2 separate regions of the Homo sapiens genome follow, and region 1 is linked to region 2. Evidence: chromatin contacts called from ENCODE Hi-C or POLR2A ChIA-PET data. All regions are on one chromosome and are shown on one strand. The core of a region is the stretch at or near the end of the contact, and the rest is flanking DNA. Distances in the headings are between cores, read along the strand shown.

What was found. A loop is a pair of places that touch in the nucleus more often than their neighbours do. ChIA-PET counts read pairs that join two places held with the same protein, here RNA polymerase II (POLR2A). Pooled maps may share reads with other maps.
Region 1: a loop to region 2 is called in a map of GM18951, with 2.7 times the contacts of the local background. The contact joins two enhancer-like sites. A Hi-C loop is called at or near these places in 1 of 168 maps with a recorded cell type or tissue (GM18951) and 2 of 50 pooled maps. POLR2A ChIA-PET finds 5 or more read pairs at or near these places in 5 of 52 experiments (AG04449, CD8-positive, alpha-beta memory T cell, H1 and 2 more).

Annotation. Positions count from the first base shown.
Region 1 is chr2:172,354,435-172,359,582 of GRCh38, forward strand. The region is part of intron 4 of LOC107985960 (a long non-coding RNA gene); the gene reads left to right. Among named protein-coding and RNA genes, the nearest start is that of ITGA6, 71 kb to the right of the region's middle. Within about 2 kb of position 3,240, at least 3 of the 41 ENCODE cell types and tissues checked have a DNase peak (open chromatin) inside an H3K27ac peak, as active enhancers do.
Region 2 is chr2:172,310,288-172,315,066 of GRCh38, forward strand. All of the region lies in intron 3 of LOC107985960 (a long non-coding RNA gene), which reads left to right. Among named protein-coding and RNA genes, the nearest start is that of ITGA6, 110 kb to the right of the region's middle. RefSeq lists an enhancer at 4,595-4,779. Within about 2 kb of position 1,749, at least 4 of the 41 ENCODE cell types and tissues checked have a DNase peak (open chromatin) inside an H3K27ac peak, as active enhancers do.

The sequences.
Region 1 (5,148 bases), core at 1,990-4,489, 46 kb after region 2:
ACATGTCTCACTCACTCCACTATCCAGCTCACCTAAGTGACCTCAGAGGTGTGTGCTGATCCTGGAGATGAGTCGTCGTCCCTGTCCCCCGCCTGTCCTGGAGGCACGCTGGAAAGCCACAAATAGGCCTTCGTAGCAGCAAGAGGCAGCAGAACAGCACCACTGCAATGTTGTCATCACTCTTGGTGTCTCAAGCTCCTTCCATACTCAGCCCCTCTCTTCAGGTTTGGGTCCTTCAAGCTGATTCTCAAGTGTGTCCCCAGTGATAAGAGCCAGAGGTGCTGCTGTCTTCATTGCAGCAATTTTAAGGCAAGTCAAGAGTGATTCAGGTTCTTTCTGTTGATAGAAGGTTGTGAGGAAGAGGTATGGCAGGCACTGTGAGGGGCTGACCTTGAGGGTATCTGGAGTAGGAATGTTGTATACAGCTTGTGTGCTCAGGAGCAGGCAAAGGGAAGATAAACAGAGATGAAGGTGTAGTTGGTCAGGGCACAGTGATCCTCCCTAACGACCTCCATCTCTTTAAACCCTATCATCAGCATCTTGAGGCAGGGAAGGGCTTGAAATGTCATACAGTCCAGTAACCTACCCGATACTGGTATGCTATCTATTCCATACCTGTAGTGGAATACTTCCAGGGGTGGGCAACTCAATAACTTCCATAGCAGTCTGTCTCTGGAGACGATAGCTAGAAAGTGCTACATGTCCAAAAGTAGGGGAATGGTTGAATGTGTAATGTCCATGTGGGATATTATGCAGCTGCTGAAAATAATATCTTCAAGGAATTTGAAAATGATATGTAAAGATACTATAAATGCTAAGTGAGAAAACCAGGAACTAAAACTATTTATAATACATAATTCCACATTTGTGAAAATTTGTGTATGGGTATATGTGCTTATAGAAACATATGTATATTTGCATTAGAAAGACTAAGCCAGGCTGGATGTGGTGGCTCATGCCCGTAATCCCAGCATTTTGGGAGGATGAGGCAGGAGGATCATTTGAGACCAGGAGTTGAAGACCAGCCTGGGCAAAAAAGCAAGACCCCACATTTACAAAAAATTAAAAAATTGGCCAGGCATCATGGCACGTGGCATTGGGAGGCTGAGGTGGGAGGATCACTGGAGCCCAAGAGTCTGAGGCTGCAGTGAGCTTTGGTCATGCCATTGCATTCCAGCCTGGGCAACACAGTGAGATCCTGTCTCAAAAAAAAAAAAAAAAGACTAAGCTAATCTGTGGGTTGAATCACAGGTAACTTTGTTGTGGTAGACACTGTTGGGGGCAACTGAAAAGCCATCTCCTTATCCTTGCTAATCTTCTATTGTATAGGCTGGAAAAGCAGATAGTTTTTTTCTAGCCTCTCTTGCAGCCAGAACTGGCCATATAACCCAGTGTGGCCAATGAAATATACAAGGACATCTGAGAAATTATTTTCTTTTCTTTTTTTCTTTTGAGACAGGATCCCATTGTTGCCCAGGCTGGAGTGCACTGGCCCAATCACAGCTTACTGCAACCTTGAAGTGTTAGACTCAAGTAATCCTTCCACCTTAGCCTCCCCGGTAGCTGGGACTACAGGCGCTCGCCACCACACTTGGTTAATTTTTGTATTGTGTGTAGAGACAAGTTTCTGCCATGTTGCCCAGGCTGGTCTTGAACTCCTGGGCTCAGGTGATCCACCCACCCTGGGCTCCCAAAGGGATAGGATTACAGGCATGAGCTGCTGCTTTGCCTGGCCCAGTTATTTTCTTTTCTGACAAAATGATAGCACCATTAAGGAAAAGGTCCTCTTTGCTACCTTGGCTACCCTCTCGCTGTCACCCTCCTCCCTCACTTTGAGTGCAGACTTGTGCTGTTAGAACTTCAGCAGCCATCTTGTGACCATGAGGCCACAGACAGAAGGATGAGGCCAACACTGAGGATGGTGGAGAAGAAGGTTGGAGAGCCTTAACCACAGGTTACTTCTAGGCTTCTTTTTAAGTGGCAAAAATTTTTCTTTGGTTAAGTCATTATTAATCAGGTTTTCTGTTACTTACAGTTAAATCAATACTAATGGGCACATCGGGTTTCTTCATTATACATTACTCCAATTTCTCCCTGAAGTATCCACTCACTGTCCTGAGTTCACTCCTCAGAGCCAGACATGACAAGCCCAGTCTTTCTCCATGCAGGAGAATTGTAGATGTTTATAGAGAATTCTTGAGTCACTCTGAAGCTTATTGATATGGTTTGGATGTTTGTCCCCTCCAAATCTCATGTTGACATGTGATCCCGAATGTTGGAGGTCATGGTGGAGCCTGGTGGGAGGTATTTGCTTCATGGGGGCGGATCCCTCATGAACAGCTTGGTGTGCCCTCCCAGTGGCAATGCCTTCCCTTCATGTGAGATTTGATTGTTAAAAAGAGTCTGGGATTTCCTCCTCTGTCTTGCTTTCTCCTCACCATGTGACACACCCGTTCCCTGTTTGCCTTTCACCATGATTGTAAGCTTCCTGAGGCCCTCACTCCAGAGGCAGATGCTGGTGCCATCCTTCTTGTACAGTCTGCAAAACTGCGAGCCAAAATAAATCTTCTTTCCTTATAAATTACCTGGTTTCACGTATCCCTTTTTAGCAATGCAAAATGGACTAATACTCTTGTCTTCTCCAGCTAAACAGCACTATTCCTACATTATGCAGTCCGGGGTTGTGTGAATCACGCTAGCCATTTATTCTCTGAATGCACTCTGGTTTGCATCCTTCTAACTGGACGGTAGGCAGACCTGAAGTTGATATTCCAGGGGTCTAACCAGGAAAAATGGAACTGATTACCTATTCCCTCCTTTGCATCTCATTTTTCTATCAGAACAGCTTCAAATTCAGCTTTTCAGGTGCCCTCATCTGAGTTAAACCCCTGACCCATTTTCATGTGTTTTGCATGGACAGTTTGTTTTATTTTGGTTTATTTATTTATTTTTCTCAAGTGCAGGACATTCCCTCATCCTTATTAAGTTTTCTCTTATTAAATTCAGGCTGGCATTCTAGCTTGTTGAGACTTTTGGGGATTGTAATTGGGTGTTTGCTGTTCCTTTCAGCTTCCTGTCCTCCACAAATCTGATAAGCATGCCTCCTCTGTCTTCATTTCAACTCCTTGATAACAAGTGCAACCCAGATGTCAGTTGACGTCACCCTGTCCTTTGAGATTTAAAATAAAATTAACTCGAGCCCCTGTCACACATCCTGTGGGAAGTCGGAGGCCTCCTCCCAAAGATCTTTGCAAAGCTTCAGGGCTTTCATGGCCACTTGTGGTTCCAAGGCCTCCTCCAGCTGGCCTTGGGCTCACACACACCCCACCTCTGGCTGCTCTCCTCTTCAGCCCATGCCAACCAGACTCTTTCCTTGATTTCTTTAAGGAAACTGCTCATATAAGACATGTGGGTGTGTGGTAGACTTCACTCAAGACGTGCAGATACAGGGTGCATTTGGAGTGAAGTCGTGGTTGCACAACATGTACTTACATTCAAGTTATTAGGTATCCTTTTTCTGTCCTGGAAAGCTCCTCAGTAATAACAGCACCAGGACCTTCTCCCTAGCTTCCTTTTTCCAGGTGCTCCTCAAAACTGCCCAGAAACCCAGATCCCAAGTTTTCCCATTAACAGCCCTTGCCCTGGTCAGGGTTTGGGGAGGAGAGCGGGCAATGGGAAACATAAGGGTAGACCCTGGGCAAATTTGTGAAGGAGTGTTTAAGATGCCCCCAGCCTTCCTTTTTAATTCAAGAGTAAATAGTAGATTGCATTTAACCCAACATAATCAAAATGTGAGAAAATATATTCCTGTTGTTTAAGCCAGCCAATCAGTGGTATTTCGTTATGGCAGTCCTAGTAAACTAATGTGACATGTGGTCAACATAAAATATATATATATATGTTAAGGAGTATAATGGGTTGAAATGTGGTCCTTCAAAAGTTGTGTCCATGTCCTAACCCCTGGAACCAGTGAATGTGACCTTATTTGGAAGAAGGGTCTTTGCAGATGTAATTAAATTTAGGATCTCAAGGTGACATCATCCTGGATTATCAGAGTGGGCCCTAAGTCCAATGACAAGTGTCCCTATAAGAGAAGAGGAGGAAATACAGAGACAGAGAGGTAAAGGCCAAGTGCAGACAGAGGCAGAGATGGGAATTATGCAGCCACAAGCCAGGGAATTCCTGGGGGCGTCCAAGAATTAGGAGGCTCTGTTAACATCTTGGTTTCAGACTTCTGGCCTCCAGAACTGGGAGAGAATAAGCTTTTATCATTTTAAATTACCGAATTTGTGGTTGTTGCAGCAGCCCTGGAAAACTAATATGAGGAGGGATTTTGTGTTCTTTGTTCATTCTTTGAAACGTGGTGCATATTTTTTATTTCTAGCACAGCTCAATTCAGAATAGCCGCATTTCATGCCAGTTTATTTGGGAAGTGATCCCAGGCAGTTGGAGTGAGGGAAGGGATGGAGTCATAGGGCAGGAGGCCAAGATGCACGGTCAAGTCTGCGCCAGCACACCCACCCCTCCCTCATGCAGTTCACTTTTATGTCCTTGTGCCCACAATGGCCAGCACCTTTCAGGTACAAGGGGGCTCCTGGGGCTGTCACTCAAGCTGGAGTTCCCTCCCAGGGTGGCAACCGTTTCATCCATGTGAAACTCAGAGCCACCTGTGCAGTCTCCCTCAGGGTGCTGGCTGGTGATCCGAGCTGAGCCCTGTGGCTGGGAGGCTGGGAAGTTTCCCCAACGATGTCCACATCCTGCCCTTCCCAAGATGGAGGATCCGTGTCCACATTCCCACCATTCTTTCCCTCCTGCATTAGTTTTCTAGGGCTGCCGTGACAAAACGCCACAAACTGGGTGGCTTAAACAACAGAAGGTTTTTACCTCACAGTGCTGCAGGCTGGAGGGTGAAGATCAAGGTGCAGGAGCATTGGTTCCTCCCAAGGGCTGTGCAGGAAGGATCTGCTCCACACCTCTCTCCTTCTCCCAGGGCCTCTTCACATTGTCTTCCCTCTATGGGTGTTGATCTCCGTGTCCAAATTCTACCACCACCTTTTTTTTTTTTTTTTTTTTGAGACAGAGTCTCATTCTGTTGCCCAGGCTGGAGTGCAGTGGTGCCATCTCGGCTCACTGCAAACTCTGCCTCCC
Region 2 (4,779 bases), core at 499-2,998:
TTTAAATTTTTTTTTTGTAGAAACAGGGTTTCTAAACATACAAAAATTAGCATGTTTCCCATGCTAATTTCAAACTCCTGGGCTCAAGTGATCTCCTGCTTTGGCCTCCCAAGTGCTGGGATTACAGGTATGAACCACCACGCCTGGCCTACTTGACAATTTCAAACCCTTTCAATTTTATTGTCACATATTATCGTGTGTACTTCTTATCTGTATGTCTGGGGAGACATATTTTTAAATCTTATAAAAATCAGATGACCTTGGCAAAATGTGGTGGCTCACAATTTTGGGAGGCCGAAGCTTGAGCCCAGGAGTTCAAGACCAGTCTGGGCACCATAGGGAGAACTCATCTCTATTTAAAAAAAGAAAAAGAAAAACGTGGGTGTGGTGGTATGCTCCTATAGTCCCAGCTGCTCAGGGAGCTGAGGCGAGATGATAGATTGAGCCCAGGACTTTGAGGCTGCAGTGAGCTATGATCGTGCCACTGTACTCTAGCCTGTGCGACAGAGTGAGACCCTGTCTCAAAAAGAAAAAAAAAATAGGCTTTGTGACTTGTCTGAAAGCCATATTTTTAGAATTAAGTACCATGTTGCATGTACTCGACACATTTATTGCATACCGACTATATGCTAGGCACTGTAGAAGGCACTGGAGATACAGAGATGGAAAATTATGATCCTTCTCATATTCAGTGCATCGATACAAAGTGATGAGGACTCTATTAAAGGTGTCATTAACAGCTCTGGGAGCAATAAGCAAGAGGGCTTGATAATGCCTGGAGAGATATGAGGGAGGTGTTAGACCAAGGTGATGGTAATGTGGATGAAGATGGGGATGGTGGTGATCTCATCAGCAATATACAGTGCTTACCAAGTGCCAGGCACTGTTCTGGGTGTTTGCACATATTAACTCACTTGATCCTCACAACCACCCTATGAGATAGGGGCTCTTAATATTTCCATTTTACAGATGAGGAAAAATGAGGCATGCAGAGAGTAGGTAAATTGCTCAAGATTGCACCAGCAAGTGGTAGACATTGTCTACTATTTCTTGAATTTCTGAAACTCAAGAGCAAAACAGCAATGATAATATTGGCAAAGAATGGGGTCATCTGCTGCCACCAAAACCCACTTTCCCTGGCCCCCTTTCTGAGGTGCAGCCCATTTATTTCTTGAGCCAATCCTTGAGTTTGGCAGGGCCCTTCCTGTCCACACGATGAACCTGGTTTGTGGCACTGGCCCCATGTATCCAAACGGTCCACCATGGACAGAGGGTCATGGTTAAGATCTGGGATTTCAAATCAGACAAACATGGGCTGGACTTCTGGTTCTGTCCATTCTCAGCTATATGATCTCTGAGCCTTAGCTTTACCATCTGTAAAATAGAGATAACAGCCATGTCTGTGCCTCTGTGGCCTTTCATGTCAGCAGCTTTTTGCCCACCCCACACCCCTCACACAAGACGAGGCCCTTGAACTAAACAGACACTGAAAGGAAGGCAGCCTGGAGGCCTGTGGAGCTCCCTGGCATGATTGGAGCCATTGTTCTGTCGCTGGGGAGGGCCTTCTGGAAGAGAGGGCAGAGGGCTGCAGCACCTTTGGTAGACATCTGCCTCAGAGATTTCTTCTGCCTTGCTGTTTGGAGACATAAGCTTTTCCTTCAGAGGGTGAAGTAAGTGGAGATGAAAGAAGCTACTTCATGGAAACAACAGTTGTGACTGGCAGGAGGGCTGGCAAGAGGCCTGGAAGTAGGCTCAGCCCAGGGTTGTGTCCCTGGGGTGCACCTCAGAGAACTTGGGCCAACAGCATGCTCTCTGTTTATTCAGGAGTTTCCTCACTGAACCCTCTGAGGAAACAGCTTTGTAAGGAAAGGGAAAACATATGGGTGAGACAAGGTACTCAGTGGCCCAATGGAGCCCAAGTGGCTGCCTACAAATTGGCTCCTACCTTGATACCGAGGGGGAGAGGATCCCTCCGGTTCCTGCCCTGCATGGGCTCAGGGCCAGTTGTATAGTGCCAGGCCCTTGTGAGTGGCTGGCCTATGGCCACTGCCTTCTGGGAGACCTGGTACCTTTAGGGAGGTCCATTTACTCTTCCAGGCCTTTCAGGCCCCTTCAGTCGTTTCTGAGAGGCATTAACTTGCCTGTTTGTAACAGAAATATCCATCTCTTCACTCACTTTGCTCCACCTCTTCTTCATCCTTGGTGGGAAGAGGTTTTAAAAGCATAAAAATATACCAAAATTATGCTGTGAAATGTTATAATATGAGCAGGCGAGACGTTTGTTTTTCTAATGAGGGCTTTACTTGGAAAAAAGAATTGGCTGGGCGTGGTGGCTTACACCTGTAATCCCAGCACTTTGGGAGGCCGAGGTGGGTGGATCGCCTGAGATCAGGAGTTTGAGACCAGCCTGGCCAACGTCGTAAAACCCCGTTTCTACTAAAAATACAAAAATTAGCCGGGCATGATGGAGAGTGCCTGTAATCTCAGCTCAGGAGGCTGAGGCAGGAGAATTGCTTGAACCCCGGAGGCAGAGATTGCAGTGAGCTGAGATCACGCCACTGCACTCCAGCTTGGGTGACAAGGCAAGACTTCGTCTCAAAAAAAAAAAAAAAAAATTTTATGCCACTTTCCCAGAACAAAGGGCAGACTTCAGGGACCTCATGGCTGTGAGGTCTTGGTGATGCTGGTGATGAGGTCGGTAGGCATGAACAAGGCTGAGGGTGAAAGGAGGGAGGGAGACTAAGGAAGCAAGACTTGCTCATATTCAGAGTTTGACCCCATATGGACTGCAGTAAGTCCATCCTTACTGGAAGTCCATACTTAATGGAAATTATTTTACCATCCTCTGGGCACTCAGCTACCTGTGATCAGCTACAGGAAACATTGGGTCCTTTCGGGAATTGGACTGTGGTGTCTAGGGGAGGATGGAACAACACGGTCTCTCTTGATTCAACAGCCCTGGTGTCTCCCACATGTCAGCAGCATGCTTCATGCGAGAAGAGACCAAGGAGCTGAGTGCCTCACGCTCTTGCTGAGGAGACAGTGTCCACAGTAACAGTCGCAGCGATTGAAGGGCGATAGAAGTGAGAGCCTCCCGTGGGGGTGGTCAAGAGAGGCTTTATAGAGAGGCAGGTCTTCCCCTGGCCTCAAAGAATGGCAGGACAGAAATGGAATGGGATGTAGTGCCCGGCCAGGGAGAGGATCTCCAGGGACACAGCTGCCTAGAGCTGGTTTTAAGTGTGGCTGTAGCAAGGTCTCTGAGGGAGAGCTTAACTCTGCCTTGAGATCCTTCTTTCACCATGGACTACTGGCCCTTGATCAATCAGTGCACACGACTGGACCCAGGACTCAAGGCTAAACTGAAGGGCCTGGGCCAGCCCGGGTTTTAGGGCCCAGGAGATTCTCTGGACTCTGGGCTTCTTGGCATCCTGTTATAGAAGCACCATTTATACATTTATATTGAAAAATAAGCGCGACGGAGGGAGATCTGATGCCCTCAACAAAGCTCAGAAAGACTTTTCTGGTTGAAGAAATAAGCATTGCACACACCACAAGTGCAAAGCCTTCTGCCCAGACCCTTTGCTGGAGAGCTGTGCCGAGCAGAGGGCAGGTGGTTGTGGTGCAGGCTGGGCTGCAATTGGCTGGGCTCAGCATGCAGCAGTGTTCCGAGAGTGTGGGTTCTGCTGGTGCCCAGATGGCTTCAGGGTGCCTGATAAACTTCTCTAGCTCTGATTTTCAGGTCTGCAACCCTCTTGCTGCCTCCTTCAAGGGCTTCCACCAGAGGCGACATAACGTGGCCTGGACTGTTCTACTCTGGGCCTCACCTCCCACTCCACCCACCTTGTTTATCTGACCTTCTTCCCACGGGAACATTAAACCTCCCAGAAATATTAATATGTTTGATTTTTTTCTCCTTTGTAGCTATTTAAAAAATGTTCTCCTTTTTGTTTTCTCCTTTAAGAATTTATAGGAAAGAAGGATCTTGGAATGGTTGGTGCAGATAATGAGAAAAGATTGGGAGCTTGTTACAATGTCATGAGATTGGGAAGAAGAAATACTTCTTTCCCTTTGTCATTACAGCCAGTGGAGAAACAGTTTACAGCCATTCCGAGAAATGTGAACAATGTGGAGGGATTTAGGTAGCTCAGTAGCAGGGTGCATCCTATACATACCTTATAAGGTATACTGTAGAAATCTTCACCAGAAGATTTTATAAATAATCAGGAATATCATTTTGAAATGAGAGAAATGTGCCAGTAATGGATATAACACTATTTTAGCTAGGATTTGCTATGATGCCTACAGTGTACATGGCAAAGTTGGTGTCAGAACTGAGAATACTCTGGTCTATAGGATCCAAGGGGAAGAATCCAAAGAGGAAGGATTTTTCACCAGTTGAACAGTGGTCCTTGGGTCCAGTGCTTGATTCTGCTTTAATAAGACCATTATTGCCACATTCTCCTACACTGTGGACTGTTTAGAATTTACAAAGTGTGCTTCTAAGAACACATTTAATGTGTGCTCTGATAACACATTATTCCATTTCTAGGTTTCTTTTTGAGATCTGAGCATGTTTAACTCAATTTCTTTGTGTAGGATCTGTGTTAAGGTCTTTGCATGTTTAGTAGAATTCTATTTCCAACTGCAAAAGTCTTTTTAGCAGAATCTTTTTTTTTTTTTGAGACGGAGTCTTGCTCTGTTGCCCAGGCTGGAGTGCAGTGGCGCGATCTTGGCTCACTGCAATCTCCGCCTCCCAGGTTCACACCATTCTCCTGCCTC